4 separate regions of the Mus musculus genome follow, and all the other regions are linked to region 2. The links are chromatin contacts, found by Hi-C or POLR2A ChIA-PET in ENCODE. All regions are on one chromosome and are shown on one strand. The core of a region is the stretch at or near the end of the contact, and the rest is flanking DNA. Distances in the headings are between cores, read along the strand shown.

Region 1 (3,429 bases), core at 900-3,399, 300 kb after region 2:
CCTCCACCAAATCACTTACAGCACATGATAAATATATTGTGTATGTATCATACACACATACCATAGCACACATATCACATTTCATATGTGTACAAGTGCCACACACATACTACATACCTCATGTGTGGTGTGTATTCTGTGTACACACAGTATATATAGTGTACTCATTCCACAACAGCTATGCCACACTTCACATGCATATGCATATATACCACATATATACTATATATACAATATCTACATGCCACACCATACTTGCTACCCTTCACGTGTATACCCTTAATTCACACCTGTGTATCCTATACACACACTGCATACACACACCAAAGCAAAACTTTCAAACACACATACCATATACACAAGCACTGCCTCCTTCCCCATCATCAAGGACACAGCTGCCATAAAGGGTAGTTATAAACAGTTGTCTGAGTATGAATGAGTCCCTAGTTCCTCCTGGAAATCTTATGAAATATCCAAAATAGATTTGATGATTGTCTTAGTTAGGGTTTCATTGCTGTGAAGGGACAACATGTCCAAGGAAAGTCTTATGAACGACAACATTTAATTGAGACTGAATTATAGGTTCAGAGATTCAGTCCATTATCATGATAGCATGAAGTGTGGCAGCATCCAGGCAGGCTTTGTGCTTGAGGAGCTGAGAGTTCTACAACTTGTTCCAAAGACAAACAGGAGAAGATTTACTTCCACGTAGGTTGGAGGAGGGTCTCAATGTTGACCCCTATAGTGACATATGTCTTCTAACAAGGCTACACCTACTTTAACAAGGCCAACCTCCTAATAGTGCCATTCCCTGGGCCAACCATATTCAAACCCCCACAGTGATGAAGCTTATGATGGGATATCTTTCATTAGTCAATGAGGGCTGAAAGAGATTGACAGTGAATCTCAGCCAGCCAGTGTTTGGCAAAGTTCATCATGGAAGTTTAGCCCTTATGGTAGAGGAGACTTTCTCATTAAGGTAGTCTAGGAGAAATGTGCTACTGAATTTTAAAATTTTATTGTTTAATGGACTTCTAAAATTGTAATTTACCATAAAGGATGCCACCATTCTTCAAAGTTTTCTATATTGTGTGGTTCCTTTCTTATCCTGGGGAAATTTCCTCTGAAATTACAGCTGACCTCATCATAGAGTGAGTGTTTTGTTGTCGGATTTTGGTGGCCATCTTAACAGCTGGGGAATGTTGAGGTATGGTCATGCAGCTGATTTCTACCTAAGTGACTGTAGATGAACACGTAACAGAGCTTCAGTGTATTCCAAATATAGAAGGGGGCAGAGAGTGATTGTATCTTGATTCTGATTCTAGGCAATTCTCAGAAGTCCTTGGGTTGAGTATTGTGCCCTGGAAACAAGCAGGGAACTTAATATCTCTACAGAGAAACCTTAGAATGCACCTTCAAACTGAGGAAGAATAGAACGAGTATCCAGGTAAACAAACTCTAGGGACATTTTCTAAGATGAAACAGTACACAGAGGCTTGAAAATCTGAGTGTCTTGTCAATGGATGCTAGGCCAGCTTGTATAATTTTCACAGTAATTTCTGGTGGTCTCAGTCTGTGTACATAACCACATTGTTATTTTTGTTCCTATTCAAAATATAAAAGTATTATGTTGAAGGAGGAAAAGAATGTAATTGCAAAGGTGGAAAGGCCAAATGGGGACAGATTTAAGCATACATTTATTTTAAAGATCACACTCTTAAATGTTGTTTTAAAAGAGCTACGATTTTATAATTTTAACACCAATTATATTGAATGTCTGAGAGATGCCAGAACTCTCATAAACGTGTAAGGCCAGGGAAAGCTTATGGTTGACATTCAATGAGGAAGCGAAAGGGAAGCCAAATGACATGAATGGAAACTCCAGATTTTGTGAATTAGATGGCTACAAACCCTGGTTAGAAACCAGATGAAAGAGTGCCATTGGTTGTCTGATTTCTAGCAGAAAAATCCACAAAACGATGCAGCTCTTAAGCCCGAGAGGTAGGTGACTTTCAGAGTGGAGCAGCAAACTCACAAAAGACCCCTGGGCTAAGTGGTTCCGCCTTGAGTCAGCCAGTGAAGTGGAAAAGGAGAACTTTCTGACGTGGGGCCAATTTTATGGTTTCTGTCACTAAAGTTAGTACATCGAGCCATTATGTAATCCAGTACAACAGAAGAAAATGTGTGCCTCCCTCCAAGTTCAAACTAAAAACTGGAGCACATAGCAATGACTACTGGCTGAACTGCAACTGCTTGCTTAAAGACAGAGTACAGGGCAGGAACTCCAAGAATTAGATTATGAACAATATAATGAATCACTTTAGAAATATTCATGTTTGTCTTAAGCCACAATCCCAGTGTCTGTGTTTCTGTGTGTGTGCATGTTCATGTGTGTGAAGGTGCATGTGTTGTGTGTGTGCGCATGCATTCACACTACATACCCAAGCATGTGGAGACTGGAGAACAATTCTGTCTGTCCCCTGACACTGCCCACTTTGTTATATTTTTATTACGCTTTAAAATTACTTTATTTATTTTCTCTCTGTGTTTCTCTCTGCCTCTTTCTGTGTATCTCCCTCCCTCTCTCAGTCTGTCTGTCTGTCTCTGTCTCTCTCTCACCTCCTTCTGTCTGTGTGTGTATCTGTTTATTGGCATGCATGGCACATATATGGAATCAAGAGAACAAGATGCAGTTCTTTTCTCCTTCTGCCATGTAGGTTTTAGAGACTGGAGATTGAATTCATGGCTTCAGGCTTGGTGACAAGTGTCTGTACTTGTGAGGGCATCTTACAGGTCTCACATTGTTTTTTTTGAGACAGAGTCTCTCAGTGCTCTGTAACTTGAAAAGTGGGTTGGGTTGGCCAACTTGCAAAGGATTTGACTATTTCTGCTTCTCCAGCACCAAAATTACAGTTGTAGGCCACATGCCCAGCTTTTTAAATGTGGGCTCTTAAGATAAAAAAAGTCTTTACGTTCATAAGGCAAACATTTTATCTCTGGAGTGATCTTTTCATCCAGTAAATTCTTAAAATGATGGTGTCATTTTCTCCTAACTCAGACTGTAATGGAGTAACCTTGAGGTTTAAATCATCTCGGTCCCATCCCTGGTTAGATTCATTACTTACTTTTTAAGCCAACTATTATAGGTAACTTGCCAGCCTTAAGGAAGGTTGGTATGACAAAACCAAACAAAACAATGTTAATTCTAGTGAACAATTGCCATAAAATTTCTTTTAATACATTGAAAGACACTGAATTTCAATAGGAAATATGGAAATAGCCTAGGGAGAAAGAACTGAGAAAAGAAGGAACACCAGTGTTCTCTGTGGAAGCTCTGTTTAGGGTGATTTGAGTCTTTGTCTGTCTCCATGAAGATGAAAGTACACAGCTCTGAGAGCATAATGGCAGCAGTACAGTAAAATCCATAAC
Region 2 (2,982 bases), core at 121-2,620:
CTATGACATTGGGCGGCAGCATTGCCGCGGGGACGTGAGCCACCGAGGCGGGCATGGTGCTGCCACCGCCGCTGCCGCCCGCGCTGCTGCCACCCGCGCCGCCCGAGGTGCCGCCGGAGCCGCCGGGGGTGCCGCTGCCACCCGCACCGCCAGGGGTGCTGCTGCCTCCGCTGTGCTTGGGGTTGCAATCTCGGAAGTGCTGGTTTGTCCCGTTCATCTGGTGGCCTGCAGTGGGGTGCAAATCCGGCATGTAGTGGTTGTGGGGGTAGGGGTGATGGTTGAAATACTGGTTGTTGAGCTTCTGCAGCTGCATGCTGGCCGGCAGGGAGCCTCCCTGGCTGGCCACCGGGGGACCCATGAACTGGGAGTTGTTAAACCTGGCGGCCGGGGCCAGAGCGCTCGGGGGGTGCCCCCCGTTCACAGTCCCCGGCCCCATGGCGTGCCTGATGCCGCTCGTGGCATTCATGTTGCCCGCGCCGTAGTGTATGTGCTCGCCCATGAGGGCGTTGAAGGCGTGCTGGGGCTGCTGCTGCTGGTGATGATGCGGGCTCGGGAACTGCCCCATGCCCATGCGGTGGGCAGGGTGGTGGTGCAGCCCGTTGGTGCCGTCGGGGAAGCGCCCGTGGTTCATGGCCATCATATGGTCTGCCATTTCCAGTCCTGAAAGCGAAACGAGCAGACGCTGAGACCCGCGCCACACGTGTCGCCCACCAGAGCGCACCCCACTTCTGTAGCCCCCCGTACCCGCGAGCACGTCTCAAGCTGCAGACCACCACCCCCGAGAGAGCCCACCAGCAGCCCGTGCACCCGAGCTCGCTACCTCGGCGGACCTGCTGCCTGCCGGACCCGCACAGCCTGGCGCTGAGCGACCTGCCCCTTCCCCTAGGATCCGGGAAAGTGTGGCGGGGGGAGGGGGACCGGAGCCCACACCCCCCTGGGTTCCCTGAAGTGGCCTAATAAAGGAAGTGCCCCGGAGCCGGGCCGCGAACTTCAGGCATTCAATCAGCCCTCCTCACCCTGTGGTTGCACATCCTGTTGTTATTCCCCAGCTCCGCCTCACGCTTGTCCCCGGAGCCAGCCCTGCCCTCGGAGGACTAGGCTGGCAGCAGCCCTGGCTAGCTTCGCCCGCCGCGCTCACCTTCCGTCTTTGCGATTTCTGCTCGGAACACCGAAGGCGGGCTCGTCGAGTCCAGGACCGGCTCAGCAGCACATAGAGGGACAGCCGATGGGCTGTGAGGCGCTCGCCGGTGCGAGGTTGGCGCCGAGGTCTTGCAGCAGCCGCTGGAGCAAATTCCGAGCCGTTCCCTTTTCTTTTCCTCCGCTGCCCTAGCCGCTCCGCAAGACCGCCAGGCAGCTGCCAACAATGAGCTGTGTTTCTCCGGGCTTTGGCCACTGTTAATATAAGGATCTCAGGAAGGGCGGAGCGACAGCCTCCCCGGCGGCAAGCGCAAACACACGGATCCCGGAACATCAGCACCCTGGATCGGGTCCTCTGCCGCGTCCGCGAGTCCGCGCTGCACGTGCGCAGCGGCTGCGCGCCCCGGCGCCGCCCAGCAGGTCTCCGGACCGAAGTGGCTTTCTGGCTCCCAAAGGCGAGGTTGTGCCTGCCACCTCAGGGACACGGAGCTAGTCCTCCCGGCCACCCAGTGCACGGAAGCATCTACAGGAGAGGAGCAAGGAGCACTCCCCACCTCCTTCTGGCTAGATCTCCCCACCCCCAGCTCGCTCACCCGGCTTACCTAGTGATCTGCCCTGCCCTCTACAGGAAAAAGGGGTTCGCTCAGCCTCCCTGCCCTGCAGAGTTTTCTTAGGTGCCAAACTCTTCCCAACCTACGAAGAATGGCTATGCTTTCCCGAGTTAGATTTTTAAAGCCCTGGGCCGATCGTGTCCTGTCCTCTGAGCGCGCTTTCCTGAGCCGCGCCTTTGTGTTTGTGTTTGTGGTTTTGTTTTTTTTTATATACAGGCAGCACGTACACCTAACTGAGGTATTTTTCTTAGTGTGGATGCACCCTTTAACTCCCCACCCCTCACCCCCGCTCCGCACCTCCACTCTTTTCAAGGACAGGGGTTGGGGGCGGGGAGCGGCAGCGGCTGCAGGTGGACCGAGCGCGCTCACAGGCCGGGGCGGCTCCACTCCCGGGGTTCTGGAATCCGCTCCGCACTTTACGGCCTGCTCCACGCTCCGGGAGTACGTGTGCTTCTGCTAAGTTTGCGTTTGCAGCTCTTGGTAGCTTTGGCATCCGAGCTGAGGCGTCCCTGCTCTGTAAACAAACTCAGCGATCCTCGTCCCCAGATCCACCTTTTTGCACATACACAGTTACTTGCTTCTGCTGTTGCCCTTGATCCAGGAGGTGGGGGTGTGTGCAAACTTGCACAGCCTCCCTCCGGGCTCTTGCCTGACGGTTTGGGGTTGATTTAGAAGCAAACGGGTTTGTAATTAAGAAATTCGAGGGCTGAGTAAGGCTGCTGCTGCTGCAAAAGGAAAACAGATAGATAGCTTGGTAATCGCTTTGTAAATAAAGTCGTTTTGGAAGTGGGCACGTAGCAGCACGTCCTGTATGGCACAGTGCGCGCACACACGGCTACTAGTCTTCCTTTTCAGTGAAATTGTTCAGTGGAGCAATAGGCGGTGATAATAATAACCTTGCTTGCAGAACGAAGCACAACGAGCCCGATCGCCCATTTGGCTCATTGACTTGCAAATAAAACCCCTAACACTGGTCTGGGCCACTATCCAGTCCTAGCTCTCTTGCTTTGCGAGTTATTTTTCCTACACCAGGATGAGGCTGTTTGGAGCGTGTATCTCTCTCTTTAAGTGGTGAAATCGAGTTTAGCGCTCCGAATAAGGACTTCTGAGTACGGTTGTTTCTTCATAACTCGATGTCCATGGACGACTTCCTGCTGTAAAGAGCCAGTACCCCTCCCCCATCTCGTTTCTTTTTCACCCTTCTAGCTAACAGTCTCTCTCTCTCTCTCTCTCT
Region 3 (3,278 bases), core at 318-2,817, 300 kb before region 2:
GTGTCACTCCCTGATTGGCTGCAGCCCATCGGCCGAGTTGACGTCACGGGGAAGGCAGAGCACATGGAGTGAAGAACCACCCTCGGCACATGCGCAGATTATTTGTTTACCACTTAGAACACAGCTGTCAGCGCCATCTTGTAACGGCGAATGTGGGCGCGGCTCCCAACACATTTTAAAAGACATAAACTATAAATTTTCAGCTCCCTTCTGAGAGGAAAAAAAGAGGCCTTGAAGGATCTTACAGTCCTTACTTAGAAGATTTTGTAAGTTTGACAACAGTTACAGGACAGCTAACCACTCAGGTTCACATTCACATGGCAAACCTTGATCCTGTAGGGCAACTAGGCCACTGCTTGGGGAGAGCATGGACCCTGCACAGCTTAGGGGACCTGGCTACTCTCACATCCCCTGAAAACAGGTCTTTCTGACTATTACATTTTTAGCTTCTCACAGATTGTCCTTGGACTTCCCCAAGGCCTCCACCAGTCTCCACCCACCTTCCCAATCTCTCCTCTCTCTTCTCTCCTCTCTCTCTCTCTCTCTCTCTCTCTCTCTCTCCCTTCTCCCTCTTCTGCCCCCTCCCCTCCCCTTCTCCCACCCTGCCCCTCTCCCTCCTTAGCCCCTCCCCCGCTCCACCTCTCTCCATTCTCTACCCCCCCCCCCCTTCCTGGTTTCTGCACAAAGTCAACTTTCTTGCTCAATGAAAGTCCATTTTGGGCCTCTGTCTGACCTGGCCTTTTCCAGCCTCACCCAGATGGCTCATTCTCTACCTGTACCACCTTCAATTTCCAAGGGAGATTTGATTGGTCCAAATGATCAGTTTCACCATTGTTGTGGAGTGGCTGCTGTTTGATGAGGTTGACAAAGACTAGGCCACATTTGTGAGTGTGTGTGGGGGCTGCGGGGGGTGGGGGGGCTGAAACTCACTAGGTTGACCCGGAGTTCACAGAGATCTTCCTGCCTCCACGGAGGACGTCACCAATGACTTGGACACTTGGACACTCGTAATTAATTGGGGGTGGGAAGAGAAATTTCCCTCATGATTACATTTACAATTCCTATACAATAATTTAAGTTGAGTTTCTTTTTCAAAACTCTGGGTAGGGCAAGTACATACGATGGAAATAAAAAGAATTTGAATGATTTGAATGGTCAATGAAATGTAGGAAACAATGAAGCGAAACAAATGTATTCCGTCTCAAGATCTAGAATCAAAATCGGTAGACCTGGCCTTGAAGAATGAAGGTGTTTGCAAATTGAGTCTTTTTTACTTTATTATTATTATTATTTGTCTTGAGCCTAATGCTCTGCATACAGAACCCACGTGAGGCTCTGTTTTCCTAGGAGATCTCAGAATTTAGCACGCTGGGGGAGCTTTTTCTCTTGTTGGGTAAGATACTCTGTCAGGAAATGAAGATGCATTAGGCTGTGGGTCCTGACGAGTAGGACGAGAGAGGTGATGGTACTTTGTGTGTGCATTCCTAGAAACCTGCCTCCAGCTTTGGCGTTGGCGCGGGTTTCCTCCTCCTAGGCGTGTCCCGGGAGAATGGGCGGCCCCTTTCCAGACAGCACTTAGTCTTACTTGCCCCCTACGCCTCTCCTTGTCCCCTCCCTCCTCCACTGCAGCCTTTCTCTTAGCCCGGGCCACTTCCTTCTTCTGCCTGTTCCTCCCCAGGGCGCGGAAGCCGAGTACAGGGTTCAGACCCACGCAGCAGCAGCTCTTCCGTGAAGAAGGAAGCAATCGGAGAGGTGAGCTAGTCCTGGAAGGCGCTGGGGGAAAGCTGGACCCGACGTCTGGGAAGTCTGAGCCCCGGGTGGAGGGTAAGGACCTCGGGGTGCCGCGGTACAGCTAGAGGGGCCTTGGACACGCGCCCTTTGTACCCCACTGGCGGGAACCCCACTCGGCCAGCACACTTCCGCACTGGGCTCACGTGACGTTTTGCCGGCCGGGGGCGGACCAGGAGAGGGGCAGCCCCAATCGATGTTTGCAGCGGTGCAACGTGTGGGTTTTGCATTTGGCGTCAGCTTGGTTGGGTGGGGGGCTGGGGGTGAGGTTACGGGGTGCGGAAAGACTGGGGGGGGGGATCCCGGGGCAATGAAGTGGTGTCATGACATTGCTCTCTGCACTGCGGAGGGCAGGTGAGGAAGGGAAAGTAGGACTCGTGGGGCTCCCGGGCTGTGCCTTCGGGTGCGCTGACGGTGGGGGACCGAGGGAGGGTGAGTTGCGAAGACAAAGGGACGAAGCGCTTGTGGTCCCGGGCTCTGCAGCCCTATGCAGTTCAGGAGTGAGGGAGTGGTACACACAGACCTCAGGATTTGGGGATCCATATTTGGCAAGACCTCAAACTTGTAGGAGGAATGACCAAATATGGAGTCAGCTGGAACCAGCGAATAGGGACGAAGGTGAGCCTTTGACCCGCGCCAGCTGTTAGTGATAGAAGGGAGGCTGGAAGACCGCCTAGCTCGCGTGTAAAGTTGGCTGTCGGTTCCCGAGCAGGCGACTCTAGAAGGCTTTATTTCCTTGGCCTATTGCCTCTAGAGTTTTAAAACATAACTAGAGAAGGCTCCTGACATTCCTTTCCAAATGTGTATCGATGAAGCTTTCTAGCATGTGCCAAGCCCCTCTCCTTGTGAGACCCACTCAGACAGCCTAATTAGAATCTGAGACAGTTAGACAGGCCCGGCTGACATCTGCCGCTGCCCGTCTTCTGGCCCAGCCTCTCGCAGACAGGCTCATTTTCTTAGGTTTGCTTTGCTATGACCTCTCATTGTTCTTGATCTCTCAACGAAGAGAGGTTTCTCTCCGGCTTTTAGACTGCCCTGGGTCTATTGTATAATGTGAATATTTTCTTCTCTTTTCCCCTCCCATATTAAGTGACTAAAACCTATTGAGTTGGGTTTGCAGTAGCAAACCTATTATTTTCCTATTCATAAGGGTCCAGACTGCGAGGCTGTTCTTGCTTTGTAAATGATCTGCCTTAGTAAGCACTCAGTATATGATATCACATAAGGATACACTATTGCATTAGATTCGTTTGTGTAACAGTAAAAGAACGGGAAGACCTGGCAAGATGGTGTGCTGGGAACACGGCTTATGTGGCATTAACTGTTGTGAGCTTGTTTCATTCGCAATGAAATAAGTACTTCGTAGTGTTCTTAGAATTTCATGAATTAGGGTAAAGGCACTTACTCACTGCGAAGCCTCATGACCAGATTTTAATCCCTGTGACCCACATGGGAAAGCCCACAAGTTGTGTCTGACCTTCACATTCATA
Region 4 (3,134 bases), core at 223-2,722, 390 kb after region 2:
CCACTCAGCCCTGCCCGGGAGCACAAGGCCACATTCCTGGTGTTCGTGGTGAAACTAGCATGAACTGAAACATAAGCCCTCCTCTCCATCATGTCTCTTGGCAAGATATTAGTAAAACCTCAGTGGTATTCATTCATTCACTCTTCAAGCCAACAGTTGGGAGGCTTATACTCAAGGGAGACGTATGTTCAGAAGTGGTCTTTTGAAAACCTAGCGATGTTCAGGTATAAGTTACACTTGGAAACCCTCTTATGTGACTTAATAGACAGTGAATATTAGGGTGTGTAGGGGGCAGAAGACAAGAGATCTGCATTGTTTCTCTTAATTTTTCCTTCTTTTGTTATCACAGTAGTATCAAGAAGACAGTGGCTTTATTTGACCTCTCCCCCAAGGGAGTAGTAACTATAATGGGTTTAATTAACTATGTGGTATTGACGTAATTAGTTATCATGGTGATTATACTTCTTTAATAAAAGCACTTCATTTGGGATGCATCAGGGTTCCGGCAGCGGCCAAGCCCTTCACCTATATTTCATAACTGTCTAGACACTGGAACCGTGTGCATATTTTACTAGCAGCCCTTGAGAGAGGTTATCTTGCATGGCTTAAGGTAATTGGGAAGTAATGATTTTGCCCCCTGCTTTCAGACTGGCTTGAGGCAAAGAGCAGAGAGGCTGTGGGGGAGGGGCGGGCCCTCATTTTGTGTAAACTGAAAGGCAGGGGGGAAGGGCTGGGTTTTTGGAAACCACAAGCTCTTAGGAATTGTTTCTTTTCAAGCTAGCTATCAGAGAAACAGTAACACCAGGGGGAGTTTGGTGGTGGTGATGGTGGTTGTGGTGGGGGGTTTAATCTATGGGTGGAATGCATAAATCTATTTAAATAAATGTACACCGTGTATGGAGACATAGGCTTGCATTAACAGGAATTCTGGCTGTCCAGTCTATGAACAAACAGCACAATTGGTCTGAATAGTAGATGGCTGCTTAAATTTGGTCAGCAGGTGACTGGCAGTGTCCCTTTCACCACAGCTCAGTGGACAATGAAGTCAGATGCTATGTAAAAAAATAGGGCAGTGAGAAAAGAAGACACACAGAATTCAAATGATTACCATATGAAAATGTCAATAATAATATCATGAGACCCCCCAAAGAGGAAAAGAACAAAAGCCAAAAAGATTATGGAGCTGTGCAGAGAAAGGGCCACAGGGACCACAGTGCCTGAAGCCCCTTCCCTACTTTTTTTTTTCTCTGATCAAACTTGGGTAATGGACTGGGAGGGGGAAGGGCAGCGGAAGGGTGGTGAGCAGGGAGGAGGGGTTAGGGACCGAGCCGAAATAGACACAGATAGCACTGAGAAATAATAGGTGTGCACACAGACTCTTGCAGAGAGAAACGTCATTTCTTTTTCTGTCTCCTCTCCCTGACTCTCCTTCTTTATTCAAACTGCTTTCTCCTGCCACCTCCCCCTGCAGCGCTGAGCAGCGTCCCCTCTGTGCCTCTCCCTGCCTGGAGATACATACTGAAATCACTGCAGGCAGTTTGACTGCTTCATGTAGCCCGGGAAGTTTTGCTGTGGGTCTTCTCAGAGCCAAAACCAGAAAGATGCACTTCTAAAAAATAACCCAACGGATCTGAAAGAAGCGTTTCTGCGGAGGTACCTGCCAGTAAGACTTGTTCCTCTGCCACAAGGGGTGCTGGGCAAAAAACCTCGATCCCTCATTAAATCAATAAAATCTTCTGCTCTATAATCGAGTATCAGGGAGAGGGGCCCAGGCTGTTTTATCTCATTGTTTCAGAACAGATCATTTGGATGGAGCTGACAAAAGGTTCATTCTTTACCTTTGTGGAAATGTCAGTAAAAAGGCAGGTGCTAGGCATTTGGACTCTTTTGCTCTATACAAGAAGAAAAAGAAAGGAGAGAAAAAAAAAAAAAAGAAGAAGTGAGGGAGGGGAGAACTGGGGGAGGGGAGGGGAGGGGCTGTGACAGGCCAGCTCCATGTACTGGAGCTTTCTAAGACATTTTGTTTAGCTTGGTACTGTGTGGCAGTGAGGAAAGAGGTGGGATCTATTGTGTGCCAGCTGCATGAATCACCGGATTGAAGGCTAACAGCCTCAGATCTTCTTTTATACAGTAGAGGGGAGATTAAAGCAGGGAGCTCATATGTCACAAAATAGAGGTACAATGCCTTTCTGGCTTGTTCTGTGCACTCAGCCAGCATTTGATCCAAATTTAGCCAGGGGGAAGGAAATGTGTATTGCTATCAACTGAGGACTAGACAAATGTTGGGCTGTAATACCCAAATTTTCTTCACTCCTTCCAAAATGTCACCTCTCCTTTATCAGTCTCACTGTAATAGAGCCTATATATAGCCACAGATGAACTGGAAATAAACACCCAGACCCTGGCTAAATTATTCTACCCCTGCTTCTTCCTACTCTGTGTAATTGATCCACAGCAGAGGGAATTTTTGTGGCTGGGTCTTAACAACCTCATTTGTTTAGCACGTATTTGTCCAGTGCTATAGGACCTACATTCTAGCAGCTAAAAGGGACATGCAAGGAGTCCACTGTATATTTTTCTCCTCTCTTCAAGCTTGGATTTTATTAAGGAGATGAAAGCAATATAGACACACCCCCTCTATACATACTCTTGGGAGCCAAAGCAATAAAAACAAGGGGGCACATCAAAACATGAAACCAGGGAAGTGCTCAGAGAATCAGGGAAAACAAACTCAGGACACATGTATAGTTATACTGTCATCCCTATGTTATAGTAAAGGAAGCCAAAATCAGAGACAGAAAGAACTTGCCCAGAGTCACACAGCTAATGAGGCAACACAGTTAAACTTATAGCTACATCTATAATCCACTGACAAAGAGATTGAAAAAGCCAGCGACCTGGCCCTCTCTCCTCCTCTCTTGCTCAGTGAGTACATCTGTCCCCAAGGAAGCTTCCAGGCCCTCGTCTGTTTCTAATCCCATTGGATGGGTAGTCCCTCTTTCTTTTGATTATTTCCCTCAAAGAAACTTTATGTTCAAATCAGAAATATCACCGTGTCTCGGAGACTTCTCCTTGACAGCTTGTCTAAGGCTAAATAAGTCACAAGTTGTGGACATGAGTAACAGTCTCTTGTT

The links. Hi-C counts contacts between places; a loop is a spot of excess contacts on that map. ChIA-PET counts read pairs that join two places held with the same protein, here RNA polymerase II (POLR2A).
Region 1: a map of left cerebral cortex shows a loop between it and region 2 (6-fold over the local background). The contact joins the enhancer-like site here to the promoter of Cited2 in region 2. A Hi-C loop is called at or near these places in 5 of 37 maps with a recorded cell type or tissue (adrenal gland, left cerebral cortex and v-Abl transformed pro-B cells). POLR2A ChIA-PET finds 5 or more read pairs at or near these places in 2 of 5 experiments (Patski and embryonic stem cell).
Region 3: a map of heart shows a loop between it and region 2 (2.9-fold over the local background). The contact joins the promoter of Abracl here to the promoter of Cited2 in region 2. A Hi-C loop is called at or near these places in 2 of 37 maps with a recorded cell type or tissue (both heart). POLR2A ChIA-PET finds 5 or more read pairs at or near these places in 3 of 5 experiments (Patski and embryonic stem cell).
Region 4: a loop to region 2 is called in a map of left cerebral cortex, with 4 times the contacts of the local background. The contact joins the enhancer-like site here to the promoter of Cited2 in region 2. A Hi-C loop is called at or near these places in 5 of 37 maps with a recorded cell type or tissue (CH12.LX, adrenal gland and left cerebral cortex). POLR2A ChIA-PET finds 5 or more read pairs at or near these places in 1 of 5 experiments (Patski).

The regions. Positions count from the first base shown.
Region 1 is chr10:17,417,042-17,420,470 of GRCm38, reverse strand. No RefSeq gene overlaps it. Among named protein-coding and RNA genes, the nearest start is that of Gm32656, 240 kb to the left of the region's middle. Within about 2 kb of position 2,149, at least 1 of the 3 ENCODE cell types and tissues checked has a DNase peak (open chromatin) inside an H3K27ac peak, as active enhancers do; it is left cerebral cortex, where a contact is called at or near this core.
Region 2 is chr10:17,721,616-17,724,597 of GRCm38, reverse strand. It overlaps Cited2 (Cbp/p300-interacting transactivator, with Glu/Asp-rich carboxy-terminal domain, 2), which reads right to left and starts at 1,370. Exons shown (of 2, transcript NM_010828.3): 1 at 1,139-1,370; 2 at 1-660. The coding sequence starts at 652.
Region 3 is chr10:18,021,541-18,024,818 of GRCm38, reverse strand. It overlaps Abracl (ABRA C-terminal like), which reads left to right and starts at 1,567. Exons shown (of 3, transcript NM_028440.1): 1 at 1,567-1,752.
Region 4 is chr10:17,330,064-17,333,197 of GRCm38, reverse strand. No RefSeq gene overlaps it. Among named protein-coding and RNA genes, the nearest start is that of Gm20125, 240 kb to the right of the region's middle. Within about 2 kb of position 1,472, at least 1 of the 3 ENCODE cell types and tissues checked has a DNase peak (open chromatin) inside an H3K27ac peak, as active enhancers do; it is left cerebral cortex, where a contact is called at or near this core.